2 separate regions of the Homo sapiens genome follow, and region 1 is linked to region 2. Evidence: chromatin loops called from intact Hi-C (ENCODE). Cell type or tissue: Caco-2. All regions are shown on one strand. Each heading gives the region's core, and the rest is flanking DNA. Links, peaks and the distances in the headings are about the cores only.

Region 1 (2,907 bases), core at 118-2,617, 73 kb before region 2:
AGAGGGGAGCACTGGGTGCCTAGGAGGGGTCTCTCAGGTCGAAGAGCAAGTTAGGGGCTGAGCTGACACGTAAAACCCCATCTCCTCCCTGCCCCCTGAATGTGTTTGCTCTGCCCGTGTGAGACAGGCTTGTCAGGGGGTCAGCCTGAACCGTGTCACTCACTAGCTGTGTCCTTGGGCAAAGCTTTTCACCTCTCTGTACCTCAGTTCCTCCAGAGACAAAAGGGGATCATCATTGTCCCTACCTTAGGGGCTTTTGAGGACAGGGTGAGCACCCAGGGCAACGTGCCTGGGACAGTAAACCTCAGCAGATGCCACTTTGCTTTCTTCCTTACCAAAAACTGGGCAGATGCCTCTCTCCTCCTGAGTCCAGTGGTGTCTGTGTCAGATGCCCTAACGGATTCTCAGGAATTGCAGCTGACATCCGGTCATCATCTTTGGTTTGGGGTGGATGGGGGCAGAGCCAGGGAAGAAGACAAGAAACGGGAGAACCTAAGTGCTTGCTGACTTCTGCCCCATTCCCCTCACCCCAAACCCTTTTTTAGAAAGGACTCGAGAGGCCTTTTAGGGTCAAGATTACCAAGGCCTGAGTGACCCTGCAGAATTCCTGCACATGGCTAGGCATCCTTTGTCTGATAATGACAGCCACTGCTCACACAGCGTCTACAGTGCACCGTCAGCAGCCTTAGGAGGCAGATTCTATTATCTGCTCTAGTTTACAGGCAAGAACACAGCACGGGCCAGGCACAGTAGCTCACGCCTATAATCCCAGCACTTTGGGAGGCCGAGGCAGGTGGATCATGAGGTCAGGAGTTCGAGAGCAGCCTGACCAACATGGTGAAACCCCCGTCTGTACTAAAAATACAAAAATTAGTCGGGCGTGGCGGCGGGCACCTGTAATCCCAGCAACTCGGGAGGCTGAGGCAGAATTGCTTGAACCCGGGAGACAGATGTTGCAGTGAGCTGAGATCGTGCCACTGCACTCCAGACTGGGTGACAGAGCAAGACTCCGTCTCAAAAGAAAAAAAAAAAAGAACACAGCACGGAGAAGATGCCCAGAGCCCTTCACTGTGGGCCCATGAGATGACACAGATCTTTCCACTAGGCCATCCTGTTTTGTTGCTGGAGAACTTTGTCCCTGGAAGGGCAGAAATGATTATTCTGGTTGCCCAAGGCCTGGTGGCCCAGGTAGGAGAAGGAACCTTCCAAGGCACATCCAGAGGAAAGCCCGGGGTTGGCGGGGGGTGGGGAGGTGTCCGCTCTGTGGCTATAATTAAGCCTCTCTGCCTGCTCTTCCTTTTCAACCACCAGCTTTTCAGGGGTTTAGATAACATGGCTTTGTGCTGATGGCCCTTTCAGCACTCAAACAGGAGGACCCATCTCAGCTCCTGGCATTCACGGGGCATAGTTCCCCTTTTCTCCTCACAATGCTGAATTTTTAAAAAGTGGAGTGTTAGCATAGGAAGAGTAGCTGATATCTGGGCGTTTTTCATAGAAATTCCATGATGGATGTTTTCCCCAGGATGCACTGCCAGTGTCCCAAAGAGAGACTTATCAGTTAAACCTGCCTGGCTCCAGAGGAGTCGCCGCAGACTTCCTGGTAAATACCCCCGAGCCAGGAATGCGTTTGTGAAATTTTTAGGAGATGATCCCAGAAAAGCTTCCTTCGGTCACCAAGCCGCGTGTTTGTGTCTGGAGATGAAGTGTGTGAAGGAAGATGTTTGCTCCTGAAATGAGACATTTTGTACATACAAGCCTTTTATGTGACATTGAAGTCAGATGCTGAGCTGTCCGATGCTGGGGTTTGAAGGTGAAAGTTGACTTTACCTCCTGTAGTGACAAAGTTCTGTGTCAGCCTGAATTTCAATTTCCTGGGACTTTTGTCTGTCTACAGCTCAACATGGTATCCTCAGCACCTTTGGGGTCTTTTGTTGTGTTGTTTGTTTTTTTGGTGGTTAGGGGAGGGATGGGTTAGTGACAGGGCGGTGGGGGGGGGTGCATTTAATCATTTATTCTTTTTAGTAGGTTTAATTGTATAAAGATTATAATGCATACAAACGTCTGTAATTAGGGGAGTTGGTTCTATTAGACAATGTTTTAGTGAGGAAAATTACAGTGTTTATAAGCCGTTTAAGGAGGGGGCAGCATATATTAACATGCAACTAGTTTTTGTGAATTCATACCGAGTACTTACCAGTGTTCCCCGGAGGTGTCTCCCCGAATTCCAAAGTGTGCCCCGTTCTATGTGCTTCCTGGGCTTCCTTCAGCAGAACCAGGCCATTTTTCAGAATATGGAACGCTATTCTAGGGGCTTAGGAGAGCAAACCTTGTTCTGTGACGGAATGAGTTTCGTTGATTCACGAGACAAATGTTTAGGAATGCCCTGTCTCTGCCAGGCACTGTTCCGGGTATTGGGGATACAGAGGTGAGTAAGACGGCAAGCTCTTTGCTCTCATGAAGTTTGTAATCTAATGGGGAGTCAGACTGGAAATGAGAAGACAAATACACGAACACACTCCTTACTGATACCGATCGGTGCAGAGGAAATGGAAGAAAGTGTTAGGCTGCAGAGGGACTGGGGAGTGGGGTGGGGTGTGTGTGAGGGTGTCGATTTAGGCATAGCCTTCAGAGAGGCATCTCTGGGGCAAGTGATCATCCAAGGACAGGGAGAACGCACAGCCCATGCAGTTGCCAAGGCAAGAAGGAGCTTTGTGACTTCAGGGAACAGAAGGAAGGAGGGGGAGCTGGCGACAGTGAGCAAATGAGGGGAGATGAGGTTAGCGAGGTGGCAGGACCAGATCATGGGGCTCTGCCAGGGGATGGTCGGAAGGAAGAATTCGCAGTGCCCTAAGAAGCTAAAAGTGAAGGACCTACTGCAAGCAAAACAGTGGGATGTTCTGTCCCTGC
Region 2 (2,907 bases), core at 244-2,743:
AATGTCACAGAAATGGAGTCATACAGTATGTAATACAGCCTTGATACTGACTTTTTCACTTGGTATGATCCCTCTGGTCAGTTGTGCACCAGTTGTGTACCAGCTGTATTCCATTGTAGGAATGGAATGGAATGGTTTGTTTGTCCATTCCCCCTGTGTTTCCAAAAGATGGTTTATTTGCATGCGACCCATTGCATCACAGTACATCAAGCCGGGTACACTTACAAAGTTAAACCTCACTCATCCGTACTGATTTCACAACTTTGTAGTTATCAATACAAAGTCTGTTATCCCATTATGCAGTCCTCATCCAACAGATATTTGTTGAGCATCTGTGCATGCCGGGGCTGGAATGCATTCTGGTAATAGCATAGGGTAGTCATTTGCCACAGGCCAAATGCTTTCCTGCGTGTTGTATCAATAGTTTCTACTTTTCAATGCTGGGGTGAAGGTTAACAGTGATCACGTGTTCCTTTTACACACAAGGAAGCTGAGCTGCTTTGGAAAGCCATGCCCAAGATCATGCGTAAGTGGAAATGGAGTGGGATTTGAACCCAGGATGTGTGATGGCATGCCAAGTTTCTTTTATTCTGTAACTGTGGCTTCAACTGTACCCGCTGAATTGCTTACAGCCAGTTTGCTCCTCTAGAAAATGAGTGGACTGGACTCATATCCTTTTTATCCTCTCTGCCTTGAAGAGTTTATGATCCTCCCTGAACAAGAAGTAACTTTGCCCAGTGACTGCATCTCTCAGCCTGTTGCTGCACTTGAAGTTTGTTCTCAGCAGCATTTTCTTAGCCATTATTTGAAGACAGTTTCGGAATTCAAAAGTAGCAAATTAGAATTCCTCTAAAAACAGTCGGTAGTTCAGACCTTCCCTCATTTTGCTAATTTTTGACAGGGTCTTTGGGTCAGGACCAGGACTGGGAAACCCATGGGACTCTAGGGATGACTTTAGGGATAAGGGGATTGGGGAGATTGGCTGCCAGGCAGCCCAAAGGGGAAGGAGCAGGAACTTCCTTGGATGTCATCAAAGCCCCATGAAGAAACTCTGGGGCTGAGTGGTGCTGAGTGCGCTGATTCGGGTGCCTGATGCTATACAGTTCGCAGAATTCTGCCTTGTGCCAGAATTGCTGGGGATCAGAGGAGGCTGCTATTTCAGGCATCTAAGTGCTACTGCTGCTGAATTCAGGCCTGAGCAGCTTGTCCGAGAGGGCGGGGCAGAGATGCTCCTCCAAGCTTTTGAAGCTCCACGAAGGGTTCAAAGGAGTCTTGGAGAAGGGATTCCTGTACTGGGCGGGAAGTGGAAAGGTGACCTTTGGGTCACTTCTAACTCCTGAGTCTGTGATTCTGAGGCAAATGGAACTTCCTCTCTCCCTCGGTTACCAACATGCACTCCAAGATCTGGCTGAGTTCATTGGAATCAAAGGCTGGTACCTTCAAAGGGCTGGTGGAGAGAAAAGGGCCTGGGGCTTGGGAAACCTGCAGCTACTCCGTGACCTCTGGCTTATCCCCTTGCCCCTCCTCTGTTGTGGCCAAGAAAAGTGGTGGGGCTCTGGGACCCAACAGACCAGAGTCCACCTCCCATCAGAGTGGCAGAAAGAGATGGTGGGGGATGGGGAGGCACCGTAGTACAGGGGTGTCAGAGAGCCCAAAGGTCATTCTAAACACACATTTTTTCATCTGTGCTCTGCAACCAACTCTGCGTGTTTGTCAGACAAAAGAGCTTTAATAAATATTAGTTTAATGAATAAATGTGTCACCTTGGCAGAGCTCTCCCTCTCCCTCAGTCTTCTTTTTTCATCAGCCAGTCTTAAAGAGAGCAGGGTGGAAGATGTCTGAAGCCCTGTCCTGAAAGCTGATGCCCTCAGAAGTTCCCTGCACTGGGGCCCCTGGCCTTTCTGAAATGTAGGCAAGCCCTTCATCCCATTATCAAGCCATGTTATTTACCCTCCCTGTTTTCCAGACAGAAAGAAGGTGCAGATGGCCCATGGGATTAAAATTGGGATTGGAACCAAGATTTTCCAAGCCTACAAAACTCCTTTCTCCTCTCCCCCTCCCCTCCCCAGGCGTATGGCTGCAGCTACGCTTGTCACCATCCGAGACTGCATTGGCCACAGGAGATGTGGATGATTTTTCCATTTGTCCTGATGTTTATTTCATGCCCATCAATATCAGCCCGTATTAGGACAGATGAGGTGGCTATTTACAGGCTGTGCATTTTCACACTTGGTAATTATAAACCCTTCCCTGGTTCGGTCAGAGTCGTGGAGATCCATTTTGGCAATTAGCAGTTTAGTATTTGTTTAATGGGAATGTGAGAGAGTGTTCCGGCACATCAGTGCTCCCCTAAATGATTTGCCTCTCTCCTCTGGAGCTGGCAGGCTTGGGCCTTTTTCATGGTAGGTGAGGCCTGATGGGGAGAGGCTGGAGAGGGGGAGAAGGGAGCATTCAGCAGTTCAGCAGCCTGCCTGCCACTCCCCTCCCCCAGCACATGCACGCACGCACTCACAATCAGTGCTGAACACGGGCCTGGATTTCCAGAGCACAGCAGCCGCCACTTGAAGGAGCCTCACACGAGAGGCCGTTAGGCCAGATGCCATTTCCATGTGACAGCTGTCAAGCCTGCCGGATCCAACTGCTGCTCCTCAAACAGCTCTCTCTCTCAGTGTCTCTCTCCCCTTCCCTCATCGCCTCCTCTCTACACCCCATCTCAGATATCCCCAGTGACAGCCTGCTGCCCCACTCTCCAGGGTGGTGCTTGGGCCCACGGCTTTGCAAGCTCAGCCAGAATGGAGCTCCCACCCAGTCCTACCTCTCACCGGGAGACTCTGCCTTCCCTGGCTTAGTCTTGAGATAGGGCCTCCTGGGACTGCTCCCCCAAGGGCACACTGGTTCTGTTAGTGG

Evidence for each region. A loop is a pair of places that touch in the nucleus more often than their neighbours do. Peaks named below come from ENCODE experiments on the same cell type or tissue, not always from the same donor. Only the 100,000 strongest peaks of a DNase experiment are listed, where the experiment ranks them.
Region 1: a loop joins it to region 2, with 2.2 times the contacts of the local background. A loop is called at or near these places in 4 of 110 quality-filtered maps.

The regions. Positions count from the first base shown.
Region 1 is chr17:57,443,565-57,446,471 of GRCh38, forward strand. All of the region lies in intron 6 of MSI2 (musashi RNA binding protein 2), which reads left to right. Among named protein-coding and RNA genes, the nearest start is that of MSI2-AS1, 160 kb to the right of the region's middle. RefSeq lists a silencer at 687-756. In Caco-2, for the core only: no CTCF peak of the experiment used is centred there; a DNase peak (open chromatin) is centred at 1,596.
Region 2 is chr17:57,516,271-57,519,177 of GRCh38, forward strand. The region is part of intron 6 of MSI2 (musashi RNA binding protein 2); the gene reads left to right. Among named protein-coding and RNA genes, the nearest start is that of MSI2-AS1, 91 kb to the right of the region's middle. In Caco-2, for the core only: no CTCF peak of the experiment used is centred there; DNase peaks (open chromatin) are centred at 1,321, 1,371 and 2,531.